Linked DNA regions of Homo sapiens: all the other regions are linked to region 2. The links are chromatin loops, found by intact Hi-C in ENCODE. Cell type or tissue: MCF 10A. All regions are shown on one strand. Each heading gives the region's core, and the rest is flanking DNA. Links, peaks and the distances in the headings are about the cores only.

Region 1 (8,567 bases), core at 104-8,103, 1.0 Mb after region 2:
TAAACATTTTAAAGTGTAATGATCAGAACACTATGCAAAATAGGTATTTACCTATTTTAGGAATGTAAATCTCACCAAGAGGTTAGGGAAGATATTCCTAAGGTAATTAAGCTCTGAGACTAAAAGACTACATAGTCATGTTTAGTAAAAGGTAGGGAAAGAGAGTGTCATTAAACAGATGGAGGAAATAAAAATACTTTTGTCTATTTATTTATTTTCACTTTCCTCTGTAAGGTGCCATACTGGGTCTTTTCAGCTGCCAAAGTATGACATTTGATTTGTTTTGAAAATGTATATAGAAATATGAAAAACCTCCATCCAGTATTTATGTTTATGCAATCACTAATATGCACAACTTTTTGCATATACTGTTCAATTGTATAAAAAATAGTTTTGCTCTCTATATATTCACCTCCCTTCCCACACACATCCGCAAATCCTCTTAGCTAATGCTCTGGGGATGAGTAGGGCAAAGTTTCTACTTATGTGAAGTCTATAGTATAATCATGATCTAGCCCCTAGAGAAATATTTACTAGTTTCTATCTTCTCTGTATAGCTCTTATTACAATTTAATGTATGCCATGTTTACTAATTTATTACTAATTTTTTAATTTATATATTGTCTGCCTCCTCCCAACTACAATATAAAGAACTGAACCAAGGTGTCTCTGTTTCTGATTGTATCTCCAGTGCCTGGAACTCTCCTTCAGTTAATAAATATCTCCTTTTTAATAAATATCTATTGAATGAATGGATGAAATTACTCATATTTGATATTTGTGAATATAGAGTCAGCTATAGGTAAAATTATCATTCACTTCCTATTTAAGATGCAAAATTTCTTTTGTAGAAGAGTCCATAAGAAAAATAGGGAGATTACACTCAGTATCTGCTGTTATGTCTGTTTAAATTGAAAAATTGTTGTATAAGAAGTGGCTCTCTTCAGAGCTTCCTTGCAAGTTTGTGAGTTCAACTTCCTTGTGAGTTTGTGAGTGTAAGTTTCCTTGTGAGTTTGTGAGTTCATGAATTTGGTTGCCTACTGTGTACCTATAAATATGTAGACAGTACTTTCTTCCAGGGATCTAAACCCACTCATTCTTAGATGGTATGACTGATGATCTATAATTTGTGCAAATAATTAAGTGGAATTTCACAGAATCAGGGCCATTAGCTTGTACACATCAGGCTGTTGCTAATATTATCTTTGTTTCCATGATTATACTTGATATTATTCAGTATAATTTTGTTACTAAGTTTTCTCTTGGATTTCCTCTGCAAAACTTTTTTCTCAAAATGATACACTACTTACGTTCTGACTACTAAAAATTTGTGTGCTTTTCTTTTTCTTTTTTTTTTTCTTTTTGCTAGATATGAGGATCTCACTGTGTTGCCCAGGCTAGTTTCGAACTCTGGAATCAAGCAATTCCGCCACTTCAGCCTCCACAGTGCTGGGGTTACAGGCATAAGCCACCATGACCAGTTTGGTTGCTTTTTTTTTTCTTAACTCTAAGATAAAATGTTCTTTCTTGCTGTAGTTTACGTTGTTTTCCTATTGTCTTTATAAGTGACTATCCCATGCCTTCCTTTTAATACTCTCAGATACGTAACAGTAATTAGTTGTTGGTTTTTTACTTGTGCATATATGCCTTGAGAGAGAAAGCAATATATCAGGGCTTAAAGTGAATTGATAAGCCAAAGTCCTATTCCTTGTCATTCTTTCTAGCTAAGAATGCTTCATAGCAAACATTGTTTAAGCTGCTTTAAAAATCTAAATATGACATCTGTAGCATGTCTGAATCTTGTAGCCACTTGAATACTTCTAAAATTCTAAATTCTAGAGAAATGAATCATCATTTAATCATCCAATAAGAAGTACAGTGAATTGGTATGAAACCAATAGATCAAAAAATAATGGATACTTGGGGGAAAAATTATATAGCACTTACTTGCTGCAGAATATGGTGTCCATAGCCGGGTACATCATTATCATCATTATCATCATCATCATCATCTTAGCAAAGGAGCTATGACACATTTGTCTATATGCCCGGGGCTTTGTGACATTCTAATCTGTATTGTGAGACACAGATTTAGATTTTCATTCTTTTACAAACATCTCTGCTGTCAGAATCCTGACCAAGCAGCAAATAATTAAAAGAGTGACATCAGAACTGAAATGTAGTTGTTTCTCGACCAAAATTATTTATTTGGTAAGTGTAATAACACTTTAATGGATTGTATTTGAAGCTAAAATTTAAGTTTTATCTGTATCAATTATCTGTGCATTTTGAACTAAATGCACTATTTACAAAACTAATTTTTCCTGAATACGCTGAAAACTACACTAGCTTTCCAAGGTTCTGGGCTTTCTCTCAGGAAGTAATTTATTCACATATAATAAATTAGTTCATAAAATGCTCAAGTTTTGATAGAATATACCTATATATGTTTTTTAAAAGAATATACCTGTATATGTCATTTCTACCTCTAATGGTTTTCTATTTTAAAACAAAAATTTTGCGAACACAAACAGTAAATACATATATCTAAATAAATTTGAGGAAAATAACTAATGTGTAGAGAAACCAGAACATTTAAAAATAAAAAAGACTAGAGAAGAAAGTAATTTTACTTTCCCTAACTTCCTTTCTTTCATATTTATTTTTGAAATAAAATATTTTTGAATCTAAGTAAAATTTAAAGAAAGGAAGTTAGGGAAAGTAAAATTAATCAAGTCAGAAATGAAGGAATCTAGAAGAGGTAATATATTAAAGATGACTGTCAAAGCACTTTTAGAATTTTAAAGAAATGTTCCTCGCTCCAGAACTATTTGACCCTCCAGCTACACAGGTTTCTTCACACTTATGCCACGTGCCATCGAACTGCTTTAAAGTAATGGTAAACCTAAGTGGAAAATTACTTTTTAGGCCAATATTGGTCTAAAGCCCATTCAAATTCTTGTCTTACTGTCCTGGCATATGCTCCTACTTCTGCTCTTCCTTTTTTTTTTTGAGATGGAGTCTTGCTCTCTTGTCAGGCTAGGGGGCAGTGGTGCGATCTCGGCTCACTGTAACCTCCGACTCCCGGTTTTAAGCGATTCCCCTGCCTCAGCCTCCTGAGTAGTTGAGACTACAGGTGCCCACCACCATGCCCAGCTAATTTTTTTTGTGTGTTTTAGTAGTGACAGAGTTTCACCATATTGGCCAGAATGGTCTGGATCTCCTGACCTCATGATCTTCCCGCCTTGGCCTCCCAAAGTGCTGGGATTACAGGCGTGAGCCACCGCGCCTGGCCCTGCTCTTCCTTTTATCTCTTTAAATAGTATTTCTTTTTCAACTGCAAAACAAAGATCTTGCAGCATTTCCTGGAATACTTCAAACTTGTTTTGGCTATCCATCGTTCTCTTCTCCAACCGGGCAGAAAAAAATTGCAGTTATTGAAATGTCACTTCAGACATTCCAGTCCTTTCACAAAGCCGGAAAAGTGATTAAAGGCAAATGGTAAATAAACCCTTAAAGCTTCTAAGCCGTTATGGATCCGTCTCCACAGCTTCCAATGACTTCTGTTTGAAAGAAGCTTCAGAATAATTCCAAATCAATAATGGGCAGGGCTGCAATGAAATGATATCTTGGATTGTATTGTTTGGCTTTTCTTGCTATTTTGGAGACCCTGAAAATGAAGGACAACTAAACGTGTTCTTAGCTCCTTGTGAAAAAATGGAGTTTCATTGTTTGTTATTAAAGTGATGATATTTTTCAGGCCCGGGTCATCAGATGCAGAAAATATGTGAAATTTTCCACAATACTTTAGCCATAATAAAAGAGAAAGGACAGATTATTAGATTTTTGTTTGTAGTCAATGCATTTGTAAATCAATTTGCCACGTTTTTAGTTTGAATACTCTTCTCACTCCAGTTAATGGCTTTCCTGATGTCATTAGAAAACTACACCTTTTTATTATAATTATTATTACCAACTAACCACCTAAATTTCTATTGGAAAACATTAACTAGAACACATGTGGATAGCAGCTTGCTTGTCTGTGAATATCCTAAAGTGCTGGGGTAAGGCTGCCACCTAGTGGAATAACAGCAACACTGGTGAAATAAAAGATCATCTGGTTAACGACAATAGCTATACCACGGTTTTCACATATCCTCAAGTGCTACAATTTATGAAAAAATAATAATAATTAAAAAGTAGTATTACTTATTTACCCTGAAATATTAGGGAACTTGTTTTCTTTGAGGTGTATGTGTGTGTTTGTAAGCAAAACAAGCAGGAATGTGAAAATTACGATTATTCAAGACCATGAAAATTAAACTTGTCAAGTAATAAGTAATTTTTTAACTAACAAACAAATAAGAAAATAATATCTCTATTTTTGCTCTTGGTGTTTTCCTATTTTTCTCAAGGAGTAATATTGTTTTAAGACCCTTATATACAGTTAAGTCCAATACAGAAAAACATTGAAGAACCTCTGCCTTCCCATCTAAATCATTACATTTCCTCATCCACCTCTCAAAAGCAATTTTGTTAAAGAATAAAGGTGTTTCTTTCAGAGTCTCAAAATAAGTATGCAAGGGTGATGCCAGCTCCTTGGGTGTAAGAAATGGTTCATTCATCCTTATTTCCAGCATATATAGAACTTGGAAATTAAAAGATGTTTCAGCAAATTATTGGTACACGTTTATGTATACATGGTTTGAAATCTTTAAGAGGCTTTGTAAAATATGTGCATTGTAAAATATCATAGTACCTGCACATTTTAAGTATACAGGAATTTTATTAAGTTAGCTATATCTGTGTGATACATATAGAGAGGACAGACAAAAGACAGTATATTTCAACCCTTTAAAAACATTAAATTTCTGGATGTTTTAATTGTACAATTTTATAAACATTACATAATTATAATATGTTATACATGATGCCATAATGATCAAAGAGCACAATGATTGTAGTGTGTAGTAAATCTTATAACGGTCTGTGGAATTTTATTTGTTTTGTTAAAATTATACCTAAAAACTGAAATAAATCACGTTTTAAGAAATTTGGGGGGTCAACTGCTTAGAAATGTCTAAGGTTATCTAGTTTTGAAGATTATTTGTGAATATTGACTCTTCTAGTCCTTTGTATTATAATATAGTTATTTTAATTAAATGATAATTTTAAAGTGGGAAAAATATTAGGCTGCTACATCTCTATGCTACCACCACATTCAATCTTTTGTAGACTCCCCAGCTTGAGAATGCCATCTCTCATTTTAGAGATTTCTACTTTGTATATGATCAAGGCCAAAATTCTTGACAAACCATGTAAGGGCTTTCATCACTTGGCTCCTACCTGCTTTAGTATCTTAAACTCCAACATTCTCCAAACCTACACACAACACAAGTCAGCTCACAGAGAGCTCTGTTTTCCAGTCAAATTGTGGAACATCTCCTACTGTATTTTGTCCTGTTGCTTCCTCTCGGACTGACAGTGCTGCCTCCTTTGTTGAGCAAAAGCCAAACTTATTGAAGAACAAAAGTAAGGGATGCTATTGTCAAATGAAAAGGAAAGTAGATTCTAACCCCGATTCCTTAGAGTTACATGGACTTTTATAAGTAATGTATCGTCATTGCATTTCAATTTCCTCAAGGTTTTAATTGTTGACTCAGGAACAATATGCTTGTGTAAAGGGGTTGGAAGAAAATAAATGCTCATTAAATGCTACACACATTGGTCTCTTACCAAAATTTGTTTTCCGAGTAACTTTCTGTGTAAAACTCTCTCTGAGCTGGTGAAACATTTTAGCAAAATGGGCCACAAATCTTTTGAGATACTTTTATTATTTACTTAAATATTTGTATATGTCTTCTTTGAAAAATATAACATTCTTAGGAGGGAGAGCCTTGAGAGTTTAATTTACTACCATATTCCTAATGGTTAGCATATATTCGATGCTTACAAAGATGAACTGCCCTCTCCTCCACTGCTTCATAATGGTCACGGTGTCTCTTCTCTAGGTGTAAGAAGCACCTAGAAACATATTTTGGAGCATTAAAATTGGGAATAAATTGTATTTTTAACAAAATGAATTGTAATTATATAAGAACATGTTAATAGTGGATTACAATCACAAAAAGGATTGAAAGCTTTGCTTTGCCTCTCATAAAGCTTAAAAGACGCAAATTGCAAAATTAGCCCGCAGGAACTTTGAAAACATCTCAATATACCATATTTCTGCTCTGCAGAGCTTCCAGTTTTTAATGTCTAGTAACAAATAACCTGTTATTTATACAGAACAATCATCTCACAATCTGTTCACTTGTTTTCATATAGTTACTATTTTAAGTCAGGCACTTTCCACTTCCCAAATCTTGTACCAAACTCTTACGTTTCCATAATTTTAAATCAGATATTCACGTCTAATTTCTGCCTCTCCATTGCGAATAAATGTGAACCTGGGAAAGTCAATCCTTAAAATGAATCCCAAGTGGCTGAGACTAAAGTCAAATACAACCAAATGGCTGTTTGCTGACTAGAGGTTACACACATACTCTGAATTCCCAGAAAACCCACTACTTCTGTTTAACTTTGGGACTTTCAGAACTCACATGACCAACTAATCAGAGTGCATCTTCCTTGACCAATCATGGCTTTCCAAGTTTGGATGCTTCATTTGAATAAATGAACCTGATTGGGAACCTGGGCTGGAACTTTCTCTTTAAAAATCAAGCCCTGCTTTTTTTCTCTGGAAAGCACCTTCCTTTTACACCAAAGGTTTTCTTCCTGGTTTGCAAACTGTTCACAGGAATAAAGTCTTCCCTCCAAATTCTTTTTCATGGAACTTTTGTTCACACCATTAATAACCCCAGATAATATATCTAACAGAATATTTATCCTTGTTCCAGTGTGCTTTTAGTGTGTTTGTTTTCTTTCAGGCTGAAGATCTTTATTCTGACTCAGAGTCAAGTACTCTATGCAACAGGTCTTGCCATTCCAGGAGCTGGCATGAAAACAACAAACAATTTGTTATTATTAATAATTCTCTAGCTTAATGAAGAAACTAAACTGGAGAAACAGCTCATTAGTGTGGTTTAAGCTTGAGTTGTGGCATAAAAACAGAATTTGAACTCCAGATTCGCAAATTACTAGCTTTCTGCATTTGGTCAAATTACTTAACTTCTGTAAGCCTCATTTTCCTCATTAATAAAATGTAAATACAAATACACTGTATATTTTGATGTTATTGTTAGAATTAAATGAGAAACAACTATGTGGATTGTGTATAGTACAAAGTCTGAAGTGTAGTGTGTGGTATAATTGACTACAATATAGTGTACTACTGTTATTTACATGGTAATGAATGTTTTGATAGTGTTATTGTTTAAATATCCCTAAGTCTAAGCTTATTGAAATTTTATATTGAAAAATATGTTAAAATATGCTTTAAAAATTTTGATGACTATATCCACTATTTCACTTGTTTAACATTAGTAATAATAGCAATTTTTAGAAACTACTAACCAACTTTATCAACAGAAGCATATTATATTACTCTACCTTCGTAACCCACACATGAGATAAGCAGAGCACGTATTAATATGCTTTTAAAATAAAAGAGAAAAAAAGTGTTCAAAAAGCTGCATATGTTATACAAAATTACAAGTAAAGAATAGAACCAAATTTTTCTGTTGTCTAGTAACCCAAGTTATTTGGTTTTAATACTATGTATTTTTCTATTTAAAATAAAATTGAACATTTATTTATCTAATACTTGTTTATATAATTTCAATATATTAACTTATTTATTATCACAAAATGTAACTTAACCAATTAAGTATTTGTATTCTCTCCAGTTTAAGGGATGAGGCTCTTTAGAAATCGAGGAAAATTACCCTAGGTCATTGACCCATTATGAAGAAAATACAAGATCTGAGCCACATAGTCCAACGATAGAACTAAACTTTTCAGTATTATGGTATACTGCTTATTATAAATCCATGGAAAGTTTATTTCCCATATTGGCATTATTTGAAATTAAAAATTAAATCATGGGACTAAAATCAAAACATTGAATCACTGCCAATCTACAACTGAAACAAAGCAGTGATAATTTTCTAAAAATGCTCTCTTAAATTGCATGTGCAAACTATGAGTTTATGATTATGGCCCCATTTGAGAATTGCCAATTTACAGAGCTGTGGTATATACTTAAATAAAAATCTATACTTAAAAGCAGTTAAATATTATCTGCATTTACACAGTGGCAATTACTAACTACAATAGTGTACAGTAATTCAAATGCAAATATAGGGTTATCTCAAAGTAACAAAACTAGTAAACTATGGCTTCAGTCACACATTGAATTAGAAAACAAAGAGTACAGTGAATACTCTGGAGGCATCATGCATGTGCTGTTGTCTAAAAAATAAAAAATATGGAAATGCTGTTTAATGAACTGAGGCCATTCTTTAAATCAAAAGAGTTATCATTTGGAGTTTGAATTATGCAAGTCAAAAAAGTATTCTCTCAATACATATCTGACAGAAATGAATATGCTTTATCTAATAGTCAGC
Region 2 (8,567 bases), core at 418-8,417:
ATTTCTTTTTCCTCTTAACGTCTATGGGAAAAGTGAGTTGACTGGTCTTACTTTACAAGAAAAAAATTATAACTGAGAATACATTTGAATTTATATGAAGTTAACAGGACATTTATAAGAAATAATTCAAATAGTATAGAGTAATGCTTACAGTGCATATTTCAAAATCTATAAAATTATATGATACCATAAACAGAACAAAATTGTAATAACCAGCCATCAAATTCAAGGTCATTATTTCCTCAGTGGAATGAGTACTTTTTAATATTCATACTCCTTCTGAAATTTTAAAATGCATTATGTATTACAAGTTCCCTGCTAAAAGATAGTTTGAGCAAAAATATAGAACATCAGCTCTCTCTTTAATGAATCAGGAGATAGTCCACATTTATACATATATACATAATGCATTTATAAATAAACCACTAGTGAAATTACTTATGTTATCATGCATGCTTTAAAAGAATTTCCAAAGTAAATATCAATTTACATTATCTAAAAACATACGCAACAAATAATGCTTTACAAATACATATTAAAACAATGAACAAAACTATTAAGGTTGACATTTTTCCAATATTAGGTTTGCATATCTATATTTCTTTACAAAAGTAATTTATACTTATGCATTTGATTAGAAGGAAGAAAACTAAGGTCATTTTCAGAAAACAAAATAAAACTTGAATTGGATTTTTGCTCAAAAATGTGTATAGAATATTGTTTACAGTCTGACAGTTTTATAATAAAAATATTATGTGTACTGGTTGCAGTTTTACCATTTATTAGCAAGTTGTCAATTGAGTGAAAGTTTGTAAGTTGTAATCATTAGACCGTTTTTATAAAGTAAGTAGAATAATATGGTTAAGATTGTAAGAATTGTTGTTTCTTTCACTGTTAGTCATCTCTGAGATGGGCTCAGAAGTACAATATTAAGATTGTTATGTGCATAGCTCTGTGGTTTTTGTTAATTTATATAAAAATATTACAATGGTTTTGGCAAAATACATAATTTTGGAAATTATTCCTTTATCAGTGAAGCACAACAAAAATGATGCAGGGACTAATTTCACAATTGAAGAGACTTTTGTTTTATTGCACATTCAGAAAATATGTTTTATACAAATCGTGTTTCCTGTTGATTTTATTCAGTCTTGTGGTATATGTTATTACAATTTTGAAATTGAATTCTGTGTACTTTAAAATATGTATAAAATATAAAAGAACAAATCGTGAAGTTGTGGAGAAAAAGCAACCCTGGTACATGATGGGTTGGAATGTAATTAGTATAGCCTTTAAGGAAAACAGTGTAAGTCTCCTCAAAAAATTAAAAATTGATCGACCTTATGATTCAGCAATCTTACCTCTGGGTATAGATTAAAAAACTGAAATCTATATGTTAGAAAGATATTGGCACTCTCATGCTTTTTGTACCATTATTCACAAAAGTTAAGATTTGAGACAAATCTAAGTGTTCATCAACAGATGAATGGTTTAAAAATTTGGTGTATATACACAATCAAATTATATTTAGCCTTAAAAAAAGAATTAAATCTTGCCATTTGTGACAATATGGATTAACCTGGAGAGCATTATGATAAGTGAAATGGGTCAGACACAGAAAGAAAATTATTGCACAATCTCATTTGCGAAATATAAAATAGTGAAGCTTACAGAGGCTGACAATATAATTGTGGGCACCAGGGCCTTGGAAAGAAAGGGGGATGAGAAGTTGTTAGCCAAAGCATACAAGTTTCAGTTAGATAGGGTGAATAAATTCTTGAGATCTATTGTTAAGCATGATGGCTATAATTGATAATACTGTATTGTATAGTTGAAAATAGTTAAAGAGCAGATCTTAAATGTTCTTAACACACACAAACATAAATATGTGAGGTGACAGACATGTTTATTAGCTAACCGTGGTAGTCATTTTACAATATATACTTAAAACATATGTATACATATACCATTTTCTACCATAAATATATACAATTTTAAACTTGCAATTATAACAGACATTCATAATAAATTCTTTTAATAGAATCTAAAGTAAATAAATAGTTATCTACAAAGTAGTGTCTAAAAAATTTATTCGATTGAAAAAAGAAGAAAGTTCACATTATTTATTCAACTTAATTTTGTCAAACTAATATGTTAACATTTGGTACACTAAAATCTTTAGCAGAGATTAATTTCATTCATGTTATGAATATAATCTGTCACTGAATATTTATGTTTTTCAAATGTTATTTCTGTTATTTATTAAGCAGGAACTATACACATATAAATCTATTATCTGTATCTTATAAAATCTTATATATTTATGAATATTTTACAGTATGATATATAAATATGTAAAAATATATATTTTTATTTAAGATAGTAAAAATAGACTTTGATTTCTTAAAAATAGCAAATGGAAGGTGAATGGGAGTCAAAGTCAGTTGTTTATTTATTTACTTTTAATGTTTAACTATATATACTGATCGAAATTTGAATACCTAAAGCATGGAAACAAATCAGTGAATAAAACACATGAATAAAACCAAATATCTAAGAAGAAACCACTGTAAAAACAGAGCTATTCATAATTTTCTTTTAGAATATGATATTTGAAGCTGTTGTTTCAAAAGAATATTTTGTGAACTTATTGCAATTTAAACACTTTTATTTATTTTCAAAAAATAAAATAAATAGGAATATTTTGCCAAAAAAATTCATTGAGCTTTGCCTTTATATATATATACACATATATTTTTTGAACATTTCTAATGTATTTTCTTAAAGATGCAAGTAGTGTAATGAATTTTATGCACTTTCAATTGTAAATTAAAAGACATAGTATTATATTAATTTTTAAAAACCTATGTTAAAAAATCCTAGTTTGATGTATTTCAATATTATTTGATGGCATACTATTTTAATGTATATATATATACATGTATCATAATATTAATTAATTTTAATAACTGCAGTTCTTTTCACTGAAGTAAAAATTAACATAATACTAAAGATTATGAGAAGATAAAATTTAATGTGTTACCAACAAATGTATTTGGTAATATTATAAAGACTTGTTATTTTATGTAGTTTTTGTAATAATCCCTATGAGTTAGGCACTATTATTATTTACATTTTATAGATGAGGACACCGGTGCACTAAAATGATGAATAACTTTCCTAAGGCCACATTGTTTGATTTTCTAATCTTATTTTTTGCTCTAGGGACAAATTTTTTTTAAGGCTAATTCCTTTTTGAAGTGTCACTCTTAAAAGATTATAAGATATGTATGGAAGGACAAAGTTGGATGCATAACAAAACATGTCTCCCAATATTTTTGCCACTTAATAGGAAAGAACAAGATAGGAAAAAGAGTTTCAATATTAAGGTGTACACTTGGCATAACTGAAAGACAGAGCATATTAAACTACAAAATAACAGTGAGTAAAACTGAAATACCAACAAATTACTGTTTGCAGCATCTTGGGCTACCACTCCACAGCAGCACAGCTTCAGGAATTCATGAAAAGCAAATGTAGACAGAAAATCTGTAGAAGAGTAGACTACTAAAGGAATCTGAGCAGGATATTTAATAACCACCGAGAAGATTAAATTCACTCTAAACCCAAAAACACGGGAAAACTGTCTAGGCAAATTAGAGTATGGTCGACAGGACAGAGATTTCAAATTAGCCACTTGAAAAAGCACACTTTAAAGCTACAAGTGCTATTTAAAGAAGTCAGCTCAATTGTAAAGAGTTTTATGATTTAAAGGTTAGTTGTTGAAACACATAAATTATGTGTGCGGGAAAAATAGACAAAAATAAAACAAAAAAAACACCATTTAGCAATTGTGGAAGAAAAAAAAATAAGATATTGAGAGACAAAAGAAAGCCATAAATTGGGCATTCTCACAAAACCTCCCATATCCCCCAAACAAACTTAAACAATATATGTGTTAAAGTAATTGGGCTTTGTGCTTCTGACACAAGAGGGCACCATTAAACTAATAATTTTTGAAAAATTCTATCATTATAAAAATCAGTAAGAAAAAAGTAAAGTCCTTACACAGCAATTGCAGAACATCAGGAAATAACATCCCAAACATATAAAGGGAGAAAAAGTATTCACTAAAAACAACCCTAAAGAAGAAGAAAATGTAAGTCAACAGAACAGTTATACATAATCAATTTTCGAGGATGTAAAAACATGTTGAATTCGAAATTCAAAAACTAAAAATAAAAAGTAGACAAAAATGAGTATTGAAGATAATTTATTGACATCAGAAAAGTAAAAGAAAACATAAAGTTAGAAATCATAGTAAATTGTATAAGTCCCCAAAAGGAATAGATTCATATAAAATTAAATAAGGGACATTAAAATGCAGAAAAGCAACCAAGAGAAGAAAAAGGACCCCCCCCAAAATTTTTTTAAGTGGTTAGGTTTAGTATAAATGGAAAATTGGCAAAGACGCAAAAGTGTCTAAATTATCAGTTACTAAAGATAAAGATTTTTTAAATGCAAAAATATAAACAAATTACAGTATGTGTGTGTGTGTATATATATATATATATACATATATGTATATATAAATATATATATATATATAATTAGTCCATTTTCACACTGCTCTAAAGAACTACCTGAGAAAAGAGGTTTGATTGACTTGAAATTCTGCATGGTTACGGAATATATTTATATATATATATATATAATTAGTCCATTTTCACACTGCTCTAAAGAACTACCTGAGAAAAGAGGTTTGATTGACTTGAAATTCTGCATGGCTACGGAGACCTCAAGAAACTTAAAATAATGGTGGAAGGCAAAGGGAAGCAAGACATATCTTACCTGGTGACGGGAGAGAGAGCAAGATGGGGGAACTGCCACACACTTTTAAACTGTCATATCTCATGAGAACACACTCACTATGGAGAAACCGCATGGGATAAAACTGTCCCTATGATTCAATGACCTTCCACCAGGTCCCTCCCCTGACACGTGGGCATTACAATTGCAGATGAGATTTGGGTGGAGGCACAGAGTGAAACTATGTGAGTATATTCCAAGAAACTTTCCAGAAATAGAAACAACAGCAACAATCACATAATTCTGTTGATTTGAAAGTGGTTACTAGATACCTGAAAAAATTAACCAAGAAAAATTAACTTCAAATCATATTATAGTAAAAATATTACATTTCAAATAGAAAAAATGTATGATGACATCCAGGGAACAAAGAAAATAAAATAACTTACAAAAGCAAAAGTAGCCGACACGCATGAGACTTTTTAAAACCAGGAGGCAAACGGAGGTAGCAATGAGGCAGTATTAAAAGAGTATGAATAAATGAAAGAAAATGTGAACCACAGATGTTACATGTACCTCATCTGTCTTTTAAATATTAATCTTTGAGAAAAAAATGTTTTCAGCACATTTCAGACTTAGGAAAGTCTTTCCCCTTTGGCTTTCTTGAAGAATCTGTTACAGGATAAGTATTATTCAACTAAGTAATGACTTAAAAAGCTGGTAAGCATTTTAAAATAAATATATTTTGGCAATAGAAAAAAGAAAATGGAAAAGTTTATTTTTATATAAGCAAATGTGTATTATAGGATATCACAATAAACTGATAAAGTAAGTCATTAAACATTTAAAGACATTAAAACATAAGTAAAAAGTAAAGAACTTGAAGAAATACAAAACTTTCTAAATACAACAAGCAAATACACAAATAAAGAAAAAATACACATTTTTAGAAAATTAAATGTAGCAAATAAAAGTTTTAAAATGATAACATATTATTACAGAGTTGAGAAAAAAACTTATGATTCATAATAATAAGTTAGAATGAGCTTAACTCACCTGTTTAAAAAAAAAGATTTTTATTTTGACTCACAAAGAAGACATAATTATATGGCATATAAAAGACTCACTAAAAACAAAGAAAAAAGAAAAGGTACATAGAAAGTGTTTTTTTAAAAAAGGTGCTTCAGGTAACTGAAAACAAAAAAGAATGCATAGTGATTCTTTTTTTTTTTTTTTTTTTTTTTTTTCACAGCTCATTGACTTATGGTCTTTAATGAGGAAGCCACAATGGAGCAATTATTTCACTGATAACACATTTATTATTGCTCTAATTTCCTCCTTAGCTCTGTTAACTGTATTATTAAATAAATAGCAATACTCACAATTTCTTTTAAAATGCAACTAACTGCTATGTAAAGAACAGTGAAGTAAAATATATTTATAAAAAATGAATATTTGTTTACTTTTTTTTGTATTCTACTAAAAGACACATAGAAACTGTAGGAGTCAAAAAAAAGAAAAAAAAACACCTCTTTGTTCTCTAAAGGTTTGTTGAAAAATCAATTCACACAAGGCAAATTAATTAAAGAAAAACAATATAAAATTTATTAACATGTACACAGGTAACCTCAACGTGAGATTACTTAACCCTCAGTAAGGTGCAGAACCTTATATACCATCTTGGGATAACAAAAATAATTAGGGACTTGGATTATGGCATAATATGTTATGGCAGCAAAACAGGTAATGGCAGACAGGGGGTATTAGGCCTGGCTAGCAAAAGGGGTCTTGTTATATAAATGAAATCTCACAGGTGGCAACCTTCAGAAATAATATATAATATATGTTTCTTTCATCTCCTTTAATCTTTCCTAGATCTAGGTGAGGGAAGCCCTGGCTACATCAGTGCACATTCTCTATAGATGAAAATTTCTCCCATGAAAGGTAGCTTTGTCAGGCTACTCCTGTTTGTTGCCTCTCTAAGAGCCATCTCAAAATATGTCAAAAAAATATATATTGGGGTAAAATATTTTTATATTTTAAGAAACCCACTCTGAAACTATAAAAAGTTTCACATATTAAAAACCAAGTTAATAGATTTGGAGAAGGCTAAATGTTGTAAGATAGAGACAGACAAAGGAGTGAAAAAACAAGTTGGAATAGGTGAAAGAATAAATTTAAAGATTTCACCCCATATCTTTTTGAGCCAGTCTCTTAGCCCAAAGAATAGATCAGTTCAGTTAAACAGCTGTATCTCATTTCAAGAGATGACACTTCCAACGGGGTAGACCTCCATAAATGATATAGGCAAACAGATCATTAATAAAAGTCATTTCTATGGAAACAGAAGTAAAACAAAGGTTAAAGTCTGTAGTGGTCTATAAACTAGCTTTTCTGGAGTCTCTGAAGCATCTTCGGATTGCAGTGGCAATCTGATAGATTTTTCTGTATTACAATTAGTATTAGGAGTACACATGAACATTCTGACTAGACCATACATCAGCAGACATGAAGACTGTTTATGTAGAAGTTGCTGTGATTTCTTCCGAAGTTTATTTAATTTGTGTAACTTCAGTTTGCAGGGCTTTACAAAAAGCATAGTTTCTATTTCTAGTGCTTTCAAGTCAGAAAAATGGAATAAAAAAGTTGAAAATGTTAGTTTTTGGACTTGTAGCTCAGAAAAAATTCAAAATACAATTTAAATTGTATGAAAATAATACAACCATAATAGGACCAATGTATTAGCAAAATGAGTTCTACAAAAGAAGTAACCTGATTATTTGCATAAAGTTCAGAAAGAATAGTAGTTGTCTATGCAGTTTCTCTTTAAATTATCTTTACTATAACTTTTTTATAGGGAGACTAATATTAGACTTTTAAAATCCTCAAGGATAAGAAGCCAAGCAAGGGGGAGGAGCCAAGATGGCCGAATAGGAACAGCTCCAGTCTACAGCTCCCAGCGTGAGCAACGCAGAAGACGGGTGATTTCTGCATTTCCATCTGAGGTACTGGGTTCATCTCCCTAGGGAGTGCCAGACAGTGGGCGCAGGTCAGTGGGTGTGTGCACCGTGCGCCAGCCGAAGCAGGGCGAGGGATTGCCTCACTTGGGAAGCACAAGTGGTCAGGGAATTCCCTTTCTGAGTCAAAGAAAGGGGTGACGGACAGCACCTGGAAAATCGGGTCACTCCCACCTGAATACTGCGCTTTTCTGACTGGCTTAAAAAACGGCGCACCACGAGATTATATCCCGCACCTGGCTCAGAGGGTCCTATGCCCACGGAGTCTCGCTGATTGCTAGCACAGCAGTCTGAGATCAAACTGCAAGGCAGCAGTGAGGCTGGGGGAGGGGCGCCCGCCATTGCCCAGGCTTGATTAGGTAAAAAAAGCAGCCGGGAATCTCGAACTGGGTGGAGCCCACCACAGCTCAAGGAGGCCTGCCTGCCTCTGTAGGCTCCACCTCTGGGGGCAGGGCACAGACAAACAAAAAGACAGCAGTAACCTCTGAAGACTTAAATGTCCCTGTCTGACAGCTTTGAAGAGAGCAGTGGTTCTCCCAGCACGCAGCTGGAGATCTGAGAACAGGCAGACTGCCTCCTCAAGTGGGTCCCTGACCCCTGACCCCCGAGCAGCCTAACTGGGAGGCATCCCCCAGCAGGGGCACACTGACACCTCACACGGCAGTGTATTCCAACAGACCTGCAGCTGAGGGTCCTGTCTGTTAGAAGGAAAACTAACAAACAGAAAGGACATCCACACCA
Region 3 (8,567 bases), core at 335-8,334, 1.1 Mb after region 2:
TCTGTATTCCAGGCTGACTCAGCAATTTGGGATACATGCCAGGGACATGCCTGGTACATATTTTAGGGCCTTTGCATTGCTTTTCCCTCTGCCTGGAATGGTTTGTCTCCTCCCTCAGCCCTCACATCCACATGGGTCATTCTTGTAGCTCTTTCTTTCCTTTTCTCAAATGTTTTCATCTCAAAGTCTCCCCTGACCACGTTACTTGAATTAATACTCACCCCTGTCTACTTTTTCCTTACATCTTCTTTTGTTTTATTTTCCTTTATAGAAAGTTTCATGTTCTAATATACCATATTATATACACATTGATTTTATGTGTTGTATATTTCCCAAGTAGATTCAAATTTCCACAAAGACACATACTTTTGTCTGTTTTTTTCCATGCTATATCTGAATTCTAAACAATGTTGGGCTTATATTAGGTACACAATATGATGTGTTCAAAGAATTGAATTTTTTCCTCACTCATTTCTTTTACCAACATAGAAGTAGTACATTATTTTTTTTTTCCTTAAGTCTAACATAGCTATATTCATGTGTAGGTAATTTATGATTAAACATTATTTTTATCACCCTCCTTTAAGAACCACTTTTCTTGTCACCCACTCTTGAATAGTATAAAGTTGACTTCAGTATTTTACTTTCAATACAATTTCAATCTGAAAAACCAGAATATTAACATTCTTTTATATAATCAATGTTTCCTTAGTTTTACACATATATTGCCACATCGTTGCTCATATCTTATTGTTCCTGAAGCATTCATTTACTTTTTTTTTGCTGAAGAATTTTTCTGATATTTTTAATTTTTATAGTGCAGAGAATTCCCATATACCCTTCACTGATTTTCATCTAGTTTTATCATCTTACATAATATCTTAGTTGGTTCTGGCTGCTGTAGAAAAATACCATAGACTGCATAGCTTATGAAAAACAGAAATTTAATTCTCACAGAAAATAATAAGTCTGGGGCGTCTAGGATGAAGGTGCCAGCAGATTTGGTGTCTGGTGATGGCTTGTGTTCTGGTTCAGAACTAAAGCCTTCTCACTGTTTTCCCACATGGGGGAAGGGGTGGCTGTTAAGAAGGAGGAAGGGGGCGGGGTGGCTCTTAGGCCTTTTGTATAACGGCCCTAATTCCTTTCATGGGGGCTCTGCCCCATGACCTAATCACCTCTCAAAGGCCCCACCTGCTTTGGGGTGGGGATTTCAACACAGGGATTTTGGAGGGACATAGACATTCAGATTATAGCACATATTGTGACATATTTTTCAAAACTAAAAAGAAAATTATGTTGGCATATAACTAAGAACTAAACTATAGACGTTATACAGCTCTCCTCAGTTTTTCCATTAGTATTATTTTTCTGTTTCAGTATCTAGTCCACATTTTTGCATTTAGTCTTCATGACACCTTAGTCACTTCTGAATTGTGACAGTTTCTGTCTGCTCTTGTTTTGGCAATTTTGTCTTTGGCAACTCTGTCTGTTCTGGCAATTTTGTAAGATTACTAGCCCAATATTTTGTAGAATATCCCTCAATTTGGGATTTTCTGATATGCTTCCTGAAGATAAGACTGGGGCTATGAGTTTACGGGAAGAATATCAACAAGGCAAATTACCTTTTTTATTATATCATATTAGGGGTACACACACACACACACATACATATATATGTATATAAAATGCTTTCTTGACACAATTTTGAGGCCCTGGCTAGAGGCCTAACACTTCCCCTACTTGAGCAGCTGAGTAAGTACATGCCCCAAACGCTTCCCTCACTGAACTCTCACACTCCAGGATACTGTGCACCTACCCTCATCACCCCAGGGCCAGTTCTCTGCCAACTACAAACAGTTCCTATACCTCAGAGCCTGAGATATTCTTTAAAACAGCCAATCCACATGAAATAGTCACGATTTGGCTAACCCCATCCCTCTTGCCATATATAAGCTGCCCCTACAGTTTTAGTCAGCTGTTACCTGTACTTGGGCGCAACCCTATGTGTTTCTTTGTGTGGCAGACTTTTCTCATTTACAGCCATAGGGAACAAAAAGTTATGTTATTTTCCTTACCCTGCTTGTCATGATATTGTGTCCTACTGTCAGAAGAATTTTTTAATCTTATAAAACAAGGGGACAAATGATATCAATATGCTTTATGATAAATGATGTTAACCTTGTTTGCTTGGTTAATGTAGAGTCTGATATGTTTCTCTGCTATAAAGTTACTTTTTTTCCTTTCTATTCTTTATTCTCTGGAAAGAAATCGCTAAGTTCAACTGACAGGAGAGGGGAGTGGAGGCAAGTTAGTTTCACCTGCTGGAGGGGAGTATCTGTGTATACTATTAGGACATTTTCTATAAAAATAATTTCTCCCCTCATTTATTTATTTATTCTATCATTTATTTATACTAGTGTATTCTCCTAGATATTTATTTTAAATGTGGTTTATAATCTAATACTGCATTCTTTATTTTGCTGCTCAAATAGTTCCAGGTTTGAAAATTGGAAACTGAGGATTCTGGCTCCAGGCCAAAATTGTATGCTTGAACCTTCAGACCCAATCATTGGCAATTACAAGATTTTGCCTGGCAGTTGCTACGGGGGAAGCTGCCCTTTCCACACCATGCTGGGTGCATAGTAAGGGTGTTCTTATCTTTCAGAAGAAGTTGCAGTCAAGGACTCAGGACTCTCAAAGCTCATAAGTTGAAGAAATACAAATCTGGTATGGGGAGGGCAGCTTGCCCCATGAGGCCTGCCAGACAAAGCTTTTTTATCAGCTGTTGTAGGATCAGACTTCCTGCTGGTCAGCCTAGAAGGGGTCTGCGTGACTGCCAACTCCTCGGGAACCTAAGTCGCCTTACAGAGACTTAGGAAGTTTGGTCCTCTGTCTTTCTAAAAAAATTGAAATAATTATGTATTACTGTTCACCCTTGGGGAAGGCAGATTAATTTTTTGTCTAAATTTGTATAGTAATAACTCCCCTAGCTTCATATCATGGGAAGAAAGAGGTATTTCATAATTCTTATCTTTGGGGAACCATAGGCATTCTCTTGTCACCTGGCCCCAGAAAATAAGAATGTGAAAGTTTAGGACTTTCAGAGCTTATAATGAATCTTCAGAGTGAAAGAAAACTTTGTACTTACCTATTAAATTCTTCTTTTTAATTTTTGGCTATAGTAAAATCCTTCCTATAACATCAGCTCTACAATGTATTTAAAATGTTTGTATTGTATGTAGCATTTAAATTGTTTTATCTGATAGGCTCATTTAGAATAACTAGACACAAGTTCTTATAATATAGTAAAACATTTTGGGCGTAGACCTGTTCTTGTTTACTGACTTTAAATTTTCATCAATTTAATCAATAACAACATGAGGGGGCCTTTACAACAATTATGAAATACAATGGAAAATATATCAATCATATTAAATTAAAATTATTTTATTCTTTAATCTTCAGGAAAAAAAGTGATTTCGTGCATCCATTTTTCTCTGTTAAGTACTTTTTTTCCCCCCTCCGAGGCCAGGCCCATCTGTGATGTTATGGTGTTTCAATACTGCCCTCTCGTGGACATAAGTAGAATTTTTTAATTTTCTTTTTCTGACCAACCTTGTTGAAAAAGTAATTTCTAGTTAAAAATTTGAGTTTTTTTTTCTGTTGAATCGGTTTGAATTATATGAAATATAAAACACTTATTCTTTATAATTAATTTCATACCTTAAATAGTATATATATTCAAATACGCATTTACCTCATTGAATAAATTAATTTCTATAAATGTAAGAAAAGATTGTCTGAGAGTTTTAATTTAGCTCCTCACTTTTCTGTTGTACCTTCTCCCTCAGGCTTATCCTTAGTCTACATATGTGTCATTCCAATTGCCAAAAACTTCATGATGTAAATTACTTCTGTATGATCTTTTGAGAATATTATTACCAATCGATAATTTAAAGTAATTATCTCCATGAATCAACAGCGATTCACCTATGTCTCATATTTTCAGAACTTTACTAATTGATAAGAGGATAAGAATTCAAACATTATTTAATGTATTAAATATGTGCTGCTTCACAAGAGGGCCATTTCCATTCTAACAATTAGGACTTAGTGGGTGAAAAAAAAAAATCAATCCTCAGAGTTTGAAAATTTAAATAGAATGTAATATGACTTAAATATAGAAATTAAATGTGCATGTATGAGGTAGACTGTCATTAAAAAATAATGTATAGGACATATAGAAATAGAGAACGAGCAGTAAAAATATGTCTTGCTACTTTCTGGTTGAATGACCTTGGGTAAATTACGACTGAACTTCTATTGTCATTTATGATAACATTGACAACATTAATCTTACAGAATCATTATAAGGATTGAATGGCATAATACATACCGGCCACATAATTCAGTGTCTGATATAATTTATTTTCTTTGCAAAAATTGATATTGTTCCCCAAATAAAAATAAAAACATGAGGCATTTTAACAATAGAGGCACTTTTCATTAGAACCATTAAGTTAGGCAAACAAATGATAACAACAATAATGACAACAAAAAAGCTCCACACAATCCACAGGTGTATGATTCAAAAGCACAGAGAATTTATTTAAATAATGAAAATATTCCACTTTGTTAGTATCTCCAAAGAGACTAAAAAACCAACTTAAAAAGTATAAAACATATGTGAGTGAAATATTTTTCTTTCTGGTTTCTGCATAGTCACATTTCACTAACAGGCTTATTTATACAAAGTTATCATAATATTTATACTGTTAATAATATAAATAACTATACCTGGTTTAAGTATTATAGTAATTTTGATTCTATTTTGTACCTATTTATTAATATTATCAACATATAACCACATTGCTATTGGAATAAAATGTTTTCTTGCTGACAGTCTAATCTTTACTGATATTTAGTTTCATGGACTCTGTAGTATTTTGTCTCATTAAATAGTTTTGCAACTACACTTTTGGCTGGCAAAGTATAACTAATATACATGCTTCAAAATCTTTCAAATCCAAACTAATAATTTTTAAGAGATTGAATAATTTAGTCTAATACATGAAATAATAATGTATATGTACATTGTTCAAATGGTATAAATATCACCCTCAAAAATATGTTTAAGAGAATGACTTTTGTATGTGTGCTATAGAGATACAGTGGAATTTACATGAAAAAAATATCTTAAAGGCAACCCATAGGAAGTATTAAACTCATAGTAACTGTTGTTAAATATTTAAAATGCATTTTAAAATAATTAAATAATTTTAAAACAATATTACCTAAAATTTAGAATGTAACAATTATTTAAAATCTCATGTGAGATTTTATTTTATATATATAATATATATCATATAAATATATATATTATATATTTATATGATATATATTATATATATTATATATAAAATATATATATTTTATATATAATATTTATATAATATATATATATAATTGCTCAGGTTCCATCATGTTCAGTGTAATTAGAAATTTCAGCTGTTATTTCCCAGGTTGTTTCTTTGATCACTTGTTTTCTTGTTCACACATTTATTGAACATTCTGACAATGCTGTTTGTTTCTTGCTCTCTACTAACAGATTTACACATTAGAAGGTTTACACAATAGAATGTTTGACTATAGTAGATGGTATAATGCATGGAGACCAACAATGAAAACCAGGTAAAAAGACCTGCTATGAGACTGTTAGCATAATCCTGTGATCATTGTTTTCCCAGGAAGAAAGAAAATGAAGATATTTGAAAGCAGTTTATTAAAATAATTGGTAAAAGTAAGAAAAAATGTGAAATTTCTGTTTTGAGCAACTGGATATTTAAAAATAGAAACATAGAAAAAGAAAATTTTTGAGGAAGCAAAAGAGTTTAGTTTCGTCATGTCAAACAGTTTACAACAGAGAGTGTAACTAGTGTATTCTCAGGGAGTAGTAGCTGAGGAAAGAAGAAAGGTTTCCAAAAGGAGGAGTCACAGTTAAAATAATTTATCAAGGTTTTGCTTGCATCCCTCTGGATAATGCCTCATTTGGCCAAAGGTAGTTATGGAAGTAAACCAGTGTTAATACACGGGGCACTACTCAAGGTATGAATACCAGGAGGTCTGGAACATTGGAAGCCGCTGACATGTCAGCCTACCACAAAAAGCATGAAAGAAAATACAGATCCCTGCTATAGAATTTATTGTTGAAAGCTTCTGAGGCTGTAGTTGTCATTTAGAATTCCCTTCTTTCCAAATTGATTCTATTTCCTTACCTCACAGGCAGAAATCAACTATTGTTGTTTTCCCTCCTTGTCAGAGAGACCTCAAATTTTATTATAGATGTCTCTGATTCATTCATGGTCATGTTTATTTTTGATTACTGTAATTTTCCCTTAACTTGTGATATTGGAAATGAAATTAATGAATGGGGGCTTAGAAAATCCATTGAAATTCAGAAATAGACACTTCTCAAAATAAGACCTGCAAGTGTCCAACATTTATTTCATGTCATCAAACATGAAAAAAATGTTCAACACCACTAATCATCAGAAAAAGGCAAATCAAAATCACAATGAGCCACCATCTTACACCAGTCTGTCGGCTTCTTTCATAAAGTCAAAAAGTAAGAGGCTGCAGAGAAAAGGGAATGCTTATACACTGTTGGTGGGGTATAAATTAGTGCAGTCACTGTGAAAAGCAGTTTGGTGATTACTTGAAAAACTTAGAACAGAATTATCATTCATCCTAGCAAGCCATTTACTGGGATATGCTTTTCTTACAGCTTTGACTTAAGAGAATATTTTCAGTTTATTTTCAATTTGGGTCCTGTCTTTCTTTGACATTTATTTTCCCAAAAGAAAATAAATCATTCTACCAAAAAGACACATGCACTGGTATGCTCGTCTCAGCACTCTTTACAATTGCAAAGACATGGAATCAATCTGGATGTCCATTAGTGGTGGACCGCATAAAGAAAATATGGTATATATACATCATGGAATACTATACTGCCATAAAAAGAACAAAATCACGTGGATGCATCTGGAGGCCATTATCCTAAGTAAATTAATGTGGGAACATAAAAATAAATACCACGTGCTCTTACTTAGAAGTGAGAGCCAAACATGGGGTACACATAGACATAAAGATGAGGAAAATAGACACTGAAGACTAGTAGAGGGGAAGAGGGGAAGGGGAAAGGGCTGAAAAACTACCTATTCAGTACTATGCTCACTACCTGGGTGACGGAATCTTTCATACTCCTAGTTTCAGGATCATACCACATACCCATGTAACATAGCCTGCACGGGTTCTTTCTGAATCTAAAATAAGAGTTAAAATTATATAATAAATATTCAGAAATGATCCTTCTTGATCCTATTGTATAATAGCATCCACATTTCTTCTTGCTAATAATAATTAAGCATTTCAAAACATACCACCTCATTCCTTGCTTGTTGATTCATTTTAACAAAGAACACAAAATGGCAAGGTGGCAGTTTCAACTTCTAATACAAATGAATTATATTTGTCATCTCTGTTAGAGGTATTCCTTCCATGGAAACCATGACCTCCCACTGAGAAGAAAGCAACGTTGTGAGAGCAGAAAGCAAAAATTCTGTGGGTGGGTTATTAGTTGTAACAATAAAAGAATCTACCCTTTTAGATGTGAATGAAATCTCACATCCGTGTAGTCTGGCTACAGGACCTGGTCCTGTTCCTGCTAGGTAAGTCTCCTGCACTTGGTTTGTCTTCCACTAAGAGTAAAAGCTCCTGGGGCCCTTCTCACAAGCAGATGCCGTCATGCTTCCAGTACAGCTTGTAGAACCATGAGACAATTAAAACTTCTTTCTTTATAAATTACCCAGTCTTTGATATTTCTTTATAGCAATACAAGAATGGACTAATATAGAAAATTGGTACTGAGAGTAGATATTCCCATAAAGATATCTGAAAATGTGGAAGCAGCTTTGGAATTGGGTAATGGGCAGGGGTTGGAACAGTTCAGAAGACTCAGAAGAAAACAGGAAGGTGAGGGAAAGTTTGAAACTTCCTGGAGACTTGTTGAATGGTTGTTACCAGAATGCTGATAGTGATATGGGCAGTGAAGTCCAGGCTGAGAAGGTATCAGATGAAGATAATGAACTTATTGGAAACTGGAGCAAAGGTCACTTTTTTATGCTTTCTCACAGAATTTGGAGGTATCGTGCCACTGCACTAGGGACCTGTGGAACTTTGAGCTTGAAAGTGATGATTTCGGTTATCTGGAGAAAGAAATTTCTAAGCAGCAATGCATTCAAGATATATCCTGGCTGCTTCTAACAACCTAGCTAATATGTGTGAGTAAAGAAATGACATGAAACTGGAATTTATATTTAAAAGGGAAGCAGAGCATAAAAAGCTAAAAATTTTGCAGCCTGGCAGGGCACAGTAGCTCACACCTGTAATCTCAGCACTTTGGGATTCTGAGGTGGGTGGATCAGCTGAGCTTGGGAGTTTGAGACCAGCTTGGCTAACATGGTAAAACCCTGTCTCTACAAAAATACAAAGATTAGCCAGGCATG
Region 4 (8,567 bases), core at 342-8,341, 190 kb after region 2:
GTCTCTCTTTTACATTAAGTGACATACAAACATGTTGGCATTTATTTTATGATGTAATAAATAAATTAGGGAAAACTATTTAGTAATGAAACCTTTTTAAGGTTGCACTATAGTGAGGTTTCTAATTTTAAAATAACAGGCAAATAAATCCCATTACAGTTCTTGGTAATTTTTTAAAATAAAATTTATATTTAAATAAGAGGCCTTGATAGATATGCCTTTTATAGTAATTCAAGAAATCATTGATAATTTGGAGCCCATTTAATGACCTATGGTGGATTAAATAATAAAGTTGGAGAAGTTTACTCTGAAATAGTAAATGTAACCCAGCTCTCTATCTCACAAAATGTTCTTGTCACTAGAAGAACAAAAAGAAACTGAAATATTTCAGAAAATTCATTTCTGTTGCTTATCATGTACTTAAATAATAAAGATATAGATCTTTTTCATTTCACCAATTTTGTACTTTGTTCAGTGAACCACAATGTTTCTGATACATTAATAGTTATAGATTATTTATTACATTTCTCAAATGGGCTGTCTCAAATATGACTGGGCACTTTGATATCAATTTCAAGTTTAAATTTACAAGATTAAATCTGTAATTTCTCCAAGTAGAAGAAATTTGAGTACATTATACTAATATGAATTTTAAAGGTGAGAATATTACAAGTGTATAAAATTTAATTTAGATAAATGGACTCAGCCTGGCAGAAGTATTCCCAAGAAGAAAAGTAAATTAAATGTTTTAAATAGCATGAAAGCTAGGATTAGTAGCATGAATTATGTTTCTAAGTATTATTAAAATTATTATTGTCATTTAAGCATGATCTACGTATTACATGTATAATTAACAGAAAAAATAAAATGTAAAGAGCTCAGTTATTTTTAAATGGAAAGATAACTGACTGAACAATATGTTTCTATCTCATAAGCCTTGATTCCAGAGTAAATTTGTGAGACTATTTTAAAACAATTTTATTTAAACAATATTTTAGAGTAAAAATAGTGTTTTATTTAAATTACTTTGATTGTTTAGTAGACATTTTCATAATCTATTATGTGCCTGATTGAAATAATCAAGTATAATTAAGACAATGCAGTGTATTCATAAACATTTTAACAGTTGTAAAACTCTGAAAGATATATTTTCTTTGTTAAATGTAGGAGTACAAGAGGATCAATTATGCAAACTATAGATTTGAATGTAATAAATCTGATTTAATGACAAGCAAGGTAGGAGGAAGAAAATTAGTCCCTTCATTTACATGTATATATTTTATTGCAAAAATTAAACTTAGCTAAAATAGCAGTTGAACAGTATCTGCTCTTTGAAAAATAGTAAATGTAATTAGCCTAGAACAGTATAAGACACAATAATGCCTAATCTCCATCTCTCTTTAAGAGCAAGAAAGACTAGTCAACTTAACTTTTTATGAACACAGTTTTATTCTAGTAGTAATGTAATTTTATACTTTAATTGTAATCTACAGCTTTGAGAGGGATTTGACTTTCAAGCAGTATCACATTTAATGCAATACAATGAAGATAATTAAACCGAGATTTAGAAGTATCAGAGTAAATTTTCAGAACAATTGAATATCAATATAGACCTTAGACTATTGGTTCAATATTCTTTCCAACATTATGTTAGGCCATTCTTGCATTGCTATAAAGAAATACCTGAGATTGGATAATTTAAAAGGAAAGAAGCTAATTGGCTCATGGTTGTGCAGGCTGTACAGGAAGTGTGATGCTGGCATGGGCTTGGCTAGTGAAAAAGCCTCAGAAAACTTACAATCATTGCAAAGGGCAAAGGGGAAGCAGGCACTTTACATGGTCAGAGCAGGAGCAACAGAGTGGTGTAACAGGTGCTACACACATTAAACTGACCAAATCTCAGAGAACACATTCACTATCATGAGGACAGCACCAAGAGGATGATACTAAACCATTCATGAGAAATCTGCCCTCATAATTTAATTATGTCTCACCAGACCCTAACTCTAACGTTGGGAATTACATTTTGACATGAGATTTGGGCAGGGATGATATCCTAAGTATATCATTGCATCCCTGGCCCCTCCCAAATCACATGTCTCTTCCACCTATGAGCCTGTTAAAAAAAAAAAGAGAAAAAAGAGAAAAGAAAAACTTCCAATCTGGAGGACAGTGGCCCTCTTCTCACAGCTCCATTAGGCAGTGCACCAGTGAAGACTCTGTATGGGGGCTCTAACCCCATATTTTCTTTATACACTGCACTAGCAGAGGTTTTCTGTGAGGACTCTACCCCTGAAACAGGTTTCTGCCTGGACACCCAGGCTTTTTGATGCATCCTCTCAAATCTACACATAGGCTTCCCAGCTTCATTCACTCTTGCATTCTGTGCACATGCAGACTTAACACCATACCTTGTAGAAGCTGCCAAGGCTTACGGCTTGCACCCTCTGGAGCTGTGGCTCAAGCTGTGCCTGGGCCCTTTGAGCCACAGCTGAAGCTGGAAGATAGGGATGCAGGGAGCCATGATCCCAGACTGCACTGAGCAGCAGGACCTTGGGCCTAGCCCAGGAGACCATTGTGTCCTCATAGGCCTCAAGGCCTGTGAAGAGAGGGGCTGCCTCTTAAATCTCTGAAAACAACCTTTAAGGCAGTTTTCCCATTGTCTCAGCTATTAGCACTTGTCTTCTTATTTTTATGTGAATTTCTTTAGCAAGTTGTTCAGCAGCCTTGTTGAATTCTTTTTTTTATTTAACCACATAACCAGCCAGCAAATTTTTCAAACTTTTATGTTCTGCTTCCCTTTTAAATATAAACTCCAGCTTTAAGTAAGTTATTTTCTCTTTTATATGTGTAGGTTGTCAGAAACTGCCAGGCCACGTCTTGAACGTTTTGCGGCTTAGAAATTTCTTCTACCAGATACCCTAAATTATCACTCTCAAGTGCAAATTTCCACATAGCCCTACGGCATGGACACAGTCCATCCAAGCTCTTGGCTAAGGCATTATACATGTGACATTTGTTCCAGTTCCCAATACATTCCTCATTTTCATCTGAGACCTCATCGGACTAGATTTTACTGTTCATATCATTATCACCATTTTGGTCGCAATCATTTAACCAGTCTCTAAGAAGTTTCAAACTTTACCTCATCTTCTTGTCTTATCTGCACCCTTCACACTCTTCCAATCTGTTCCTGTTACTGACTTTCAAAGCTGCTTCCGCATTTTCAGGTATCTTTATAGCAATGACCCACTCCATGGTACCAATTTTCTGTGTTAGGCTGTTCTTGCATTGCTAAAAAGGCATACCTGAGACTGGGTAATTAAAAACAAAGGAGGTTTAATTGGCTCCTAGTTCTGCAGGCTGTAAAGGGAGCATCATGCTTGTGTCTCCTTAGCTTTTGGAGAAGCCTTTGGGAAACTTACAATCATGACAGAAGACTGAAGGGAAAGCAGGCATTTCACATGGCCAAAGTAGAAGCAAGAGAGTGATAGGGAGTGGGGACACACTTTAAAATGACCGGATTTCAGAGAACTCACAATCATGAGGACAGTACCAAGGGGATGATACTAAACCATTCATGAGAACTCTTCCCCCATGATCCAATGACCTCCCATCCAGGCCCCATCTGCAGCACTGGAGATTACATTTTGACATAAGATTAGGGGAGGGACAATATGCAATCTATATCAAACATACTGGCTTTCAGATAAATAAGTAAGAGCAGAGGCTATTTTTGTTTATCTCAACATCTGATGTTATCAGTCATCAAAACTAGAGTTATGCTTTTAAAAAATATCTAAAATTATAGGAAATACAAATTATATTGTATGTGCTACATATTATATTATTAATTAAATTGTTAGTGATGTCAAAGTTTTCTTTCTGTTTCTTTTCTCTTTGTGTTTACAAATAATAATGAAACACTAAATTGCCTTTAATTATTTAATCATTATTTGCTTATTTACATATTGAATAAACATTTATGAGACATGTAAATATTAACAAAAATCTTACCTCCTTTCCAAATACAGAATACTACAAGACTATTTTAAAGATTTGATAATTTCTTTTAGTCATGTCTATATTTAACAGATATCATGATATAATAAGCTGTTATAACTATAATAACATTTTCAGTAAACATGTTTTGAAAACTTATGCCTCAATGTTTTAATTCCCAAAATAACAATTTATTCTACAAATTTTGAAAATCTCAAGCAGACACATACACAGAAACAGGCACCCACAGGCACAAATAAAGTAATTTATAGTCCCACACACCACAGAGTATCAACATTAGGATTTTGGTGGATACTAATTTCAGTCTTTATTTCTCTCCATTAAGAAATATAGTTCATTTTGAAGATGAAGTGATTCATGATAAGTAGCAAAATTGTAATTAGAATCAGGAGCTCTTGAGCTACACAGTATTAAGCCAGCTCTTCTACTTTCTACCTTAGAAATCTGTGGACTTAACCCTGGTTTCTATTTAACATCTTTGTATTTAATTTTCTCAACTGAAAAATGGAGAAAATAATAGAATTAATCATGCATAATTTTATAAAGAGTCAATTAATCAAAATATAGAACATACCAAGAAAAGTTCCTTACAAATAGTAATCAGAATTAACCATTATGCTCATTAATGTATTATTTAGTAATCAGACTTTTACTTCATAGTTGACAATGATTCTCTACTTCATTTCAGTTACTGAATATAGTATTAGTGTATAAAATAAAATTGATTAACTGAACTCACGATACTGATGCAATGGTTAGGTCATTATAGTTTAAACAGTCTTCAACTTTGAACCCCTAATCACTACGAATGCCAGCCCCATATTTTCCTATACTTGTCAATGTTTTTATTTGTTAATAATAAAAAAAAAAACCTAACTTGCGGTTCATTGTCCGAAATCATCAAGCAACAGAAAAAGTAGTGTTGTAGCCTTTGAGAGAACTATAAATTTAAAAGGCTTTGCATACTATCTTCTCTCTATATCTGTCTCTTTCTCTCTCTCTCTTGCTTCTCTTCTGTCTCTGTTTCTTTTATGCTTTTATTTTCTTCTTTTTTTTTTAATTTCTGTTTTTTCCAAATAGTTTAAGTTTATGACCACAGTGGAAACAAAATTAGAATTAATTGTCTTCCAACACTGTATACCAAACCACGGAATATGGGAATAATGCCAAAATGCTGCCAAATTGGGTTAGTCAGTTTTTTTGTATTTAAATTTTAAAGTCATAAACTTTATCCAATTTCTCTCCCTTTTTCTACACAGCGAAGTAAGCATAACCTGCCATCTGGTGGATGTAAGGTGAATGATTTCTGGAAGAAGCAATGGATGTTTACACAAGGAGATGCTTATCAGAAACATGGAGGGAAATAAGTAAGGTGAACAAGTGCATGCTGGAATGGGGAAATTGCAAACCATATATATTGTCAGAGGTAATGACTCTGTTTGTTGTTGCCTTGTATTGCTGCACATTACCTTTTCAAGAGAAGCTTGAAATGTAAAACATAATGAGACATCTTATTTCGATGAAGGCATCTACTTGAAGTTACTGGAAAAAAAAAAAGAATATGAATGTCAAATTCAGTCTAGGGAACACAACTTTTGCTTTCTATTCTTAAGAAGGAGACTTTCAAAATAAAGTCACTAATAACAATTCTAAATGTTCCAAAATGCATTTATTGAGATGATCAAGTACCCAAAGTTGGATTTAGATCTTTACTTGTTTTTTCTTCTATCATAGTGTAATGTTGTCAAGATTTTAAATCTCATGTCTTTCATACAAACTTACAACCTAATATCTGCTTTACCGATTTTAAGGGTAGATTGGAATAATGCATATAGAGCACCTAAACAGGATGTCGATATACATCAGTATATATTCCTAACACGTAATTTCCCTAAAAAATGTGTCACAAAACATGATGTTTTAAAAAAAGAAAGAAAACTTGGGACATTATTGTCTCTTAAATATTTTTTAATATGTTAAAATCAAAAATATAATTGTATAAAAAGTAATACCTACCAATTGATAATTCTGAAAAAACAATATTTGTAAAGCTTCTAGGAAGCAACAAAGTCTAATTACAATTAAACAATGGTATAATCAACATGGGCACTTCAGTATGACTCTCAAGCAGTACAAAAGATAAAAATGAAACATAAAAAATAAAAAATGATAAATGTTGACCTGATAATTCGTGATAATTTTTTTTTGAGCACAATTGAAAACCAATGCTTTGGTATAAATTCATTTGAAATCTTTAATTCTGCATTTCTAGTTTAATAAAACCAGCCATGTTTGATTCCAAACACTCTGCAAATTTTAAGAGAAACTTTGCAGAGCAAATCAACATCATAAGCATTATGGCAACCACAATATTTGTTAAACTAGGTTCAGGGGGAGCATTTATTCCTTTGGTTATTTCAACTAAACTGCATTTCTGCCTCGAAAGTGTTTCATGAGACTCCAGTGGATGAGGAGCAGTTGTGATTCATTTTAGTACCAGAATATTCCAGAATAATTAGCTTTTAGTGAAGAGCTGCCATCATGAGCCAAGTTTTAAAATATGCTGTTTTCCTCAGTTTTGTGCCCATGAAGGGATACTTTGAAAGTACATTAGATTGGCATGTACTGCTACTAAAATGTAATTTTCCATTTATTAGTCAGGAAAGGATCTTTTTATAATATAATATAGATAACAGCACAGCCCTAGACAGATTTTTTTCCCATATCCTTGTCCACTACAGAGCTATTAAACCATGCATTATACATATGACATTTTAAAAAAATGACATTATTAGGGTTTTAAAATTAGTTATCTAAAATTCATTTATAATATTTTATTATGGCTTTAAATTAATGATAGAGAAATTCCATGGCCAAAGTCATGACCGTGACATTGACATGCCAGAAATAATTAAATATACCATATATGGGCACAAAAACAAACAAACATGCAAGCGAAGTTGAGATCTTAATTTAAAACAAATTATCAAGTTACATCCTCAATCTGGGGGAGTACCTATATGAAAGGACTGGGTACATGAGTAATATGTAGTGATTTAATTCAAAAAAAGTAGAGATACATTTTTTTGAAAATGTAAAAAGATCATAAAAAAGTAATCAATATGCACTTCCAAAATGCTGCATTTACATTATTTGTTTTTAATGCCTTGATTTTATGATTGCTTAATAGTGTGAATGCGTCTCAAGATTCATTTTATTTAATAAGCTCAAGAATTAGACCTGGGTGGAGAAATAGATTCAATGGTAATAATTTATTTAAATTGAAGAAGAACAAACAATAAAAATTTACAAAACAATATGATAACTATTGTGGTAGAGATATTCCCAGGATATGGATATGTGGGAGTTCAGAGAAACAAAACAAACAAATTGGTAAGAATAGTAGTAGAAGAAATTATTTTTCTGGTAGAGTTAATAATCAAGCTACATTTCGAAAGAATAAAAAAGTTTTATTGACATAGATAAGAGTTAGTCTTCTCATTGCCTACCAAAATACAAGACACCTAATAGTTCTTAATAATTGGTGGAAGAATGAATTGCTGGTACAATAACAACATTTACAAAGGCTATGAACAAGACACCATAGCTCACTTAAGAAATTACAGGTATTTTGGCAGGACTGATAAATTTAGGATAAAACACCAGGGACAAAGGATGAACCTGATAAACAATTAAGAAAAAGCGTTACATATTCCATGAAGAGAAGTGGTTTACATGCTGATGATAGCACAGATAATCTGGTTTGGCTCTGTGTCCCCACCCAAATCTTATCTCAAATTGTAATCCCCAGGTGTCAAGGGAGGGACCTGTAACACCCACATGTCCAGGGAGTGAGGTGATTAGATCATGGGAGCAGTTTTCCCCATGCTGTTCTCGTGATAGTGAATTCTCACAAAATCTGATGGTTTTATAAGTGTCTGGTATTTTCCCTGCTTGCACGTCTCTCTCTTGCTGCCATGTGAAAAAGGTCTTTGGTTCCTCTTCACCTTTCACCATGATTGCAAGTTTCCTGAGGCCTTCCCAGTCCTGTGGAACTGTGTCAGCTAAACCTAATTTCTTTATAAATTACCCACTCTTGGATGATTTTTTTGGTGTCTTTATATAAGTGTGAGAAAGGACTAATAAAACAGATTACTAAAATAAGTAAATGCTTACATTTTTATAAATAATACACATTAGCAGTATTGAGGTTGGCCTGAGGGAGACAAGTCTGGAGATTGATACCAATTAAAAGACTTCCAGTAGGGTTTATATAATGTTATGAAATTTTAATGTATTGGTAGTAGGAGTAAAGAGATGGATTATACAATATTAAATCAATAAGACTCGATGAGTAGGTGGATATAGAAGTAAGAGAAAAGGCTACTAGAATGACTTCTGTTTTTGAATCTGTATCAATTGGGAGACTGGAGCTTTCAACATAGAAAAACAATTCTAGATCAGTATCAAGGCTGCGGGTAAGAAGATTCAATACTAAAAATATTAAATTTAAAATTCCTGTCCAAAACTCAGAAGAATGTCTA

Evidence for each region. A loop is a pair of places that touch in the nucleus more often than their neighbours do. Peaks named below come from ENCODE experiments on the same cell type or tissue, not always from the same donor. Only the 100,000 strongest peaks of a DNase experiment are listed, where the experiment ranks them.
Region 1: it touches region 2 in a loop (16-fold over the local background); 8 of 110 quality-filtered maps call a loop at or near these places.
Region 3: a loop joins it to region 2, with 8 times the contacts of the local background. A loop is called at or near these places in 2 of 110 quality-filtered maps.
Region 4: a loop joins it to region 2, with 10 times the contacts of the local background. A loop is called at or near these places in 7 of 110 quality-filtered maps.

The regions. Positions count from the first base shown.
Region 1 is chr4:64,535,370-64,543,936 of GRCh38, forward strand. No RefSeq gene overlaps it. Among named protein-coding and RNA genes, the nearest start is that of TECRL, 130 kb to the left of the region's middle. In MCF 10A, for the core only: a CTCF peak has its summit at 4,080 (motif pointing left); a DNase peak (open chromatin) is centred at 4,072.
Region 2 is chr4:63,524,806-63,533,372 of GRCh38, forward strand. LOC105377253 (a long non-coding RNA gene) reads right to left here and starts at 4,936. Exons shown (of 3, transcript NR_188408.1): 1 at 4,852-4,936. In MCF 10A, for the core only: CTCF peaks have their summits at 3,979 (motif pointing right) and 4,187; no DNase peak of the experiment used is centred there.
Region 3 is chr4:64,581,593-64,590,159 of GRCh38, forward strand. No RefSeq gene overlaps it. Among named protein-coding and RNA genes, the nearest start is that of TECRL, 180 kb to the left of the region's middle. In MCF 10A, for the core only: a CTCF peak has its summit at 3,550 (motif pointing left); a DNase peak (open chromatin) is centred at 3,549.
Region 4 is chr4:63,712,268-63,720,834 of GRCh38, forward strand. No RefSeq gene overlaps it. Among named protein-coding and RNA genes, the nearest start is that of TECRL, 690 kb to the right of the region's middle. In MCF 10A, for the core only: a CTCF peak has its summit at 5,334 (motif pointing left); no DNase peak of the experiment used is centred there.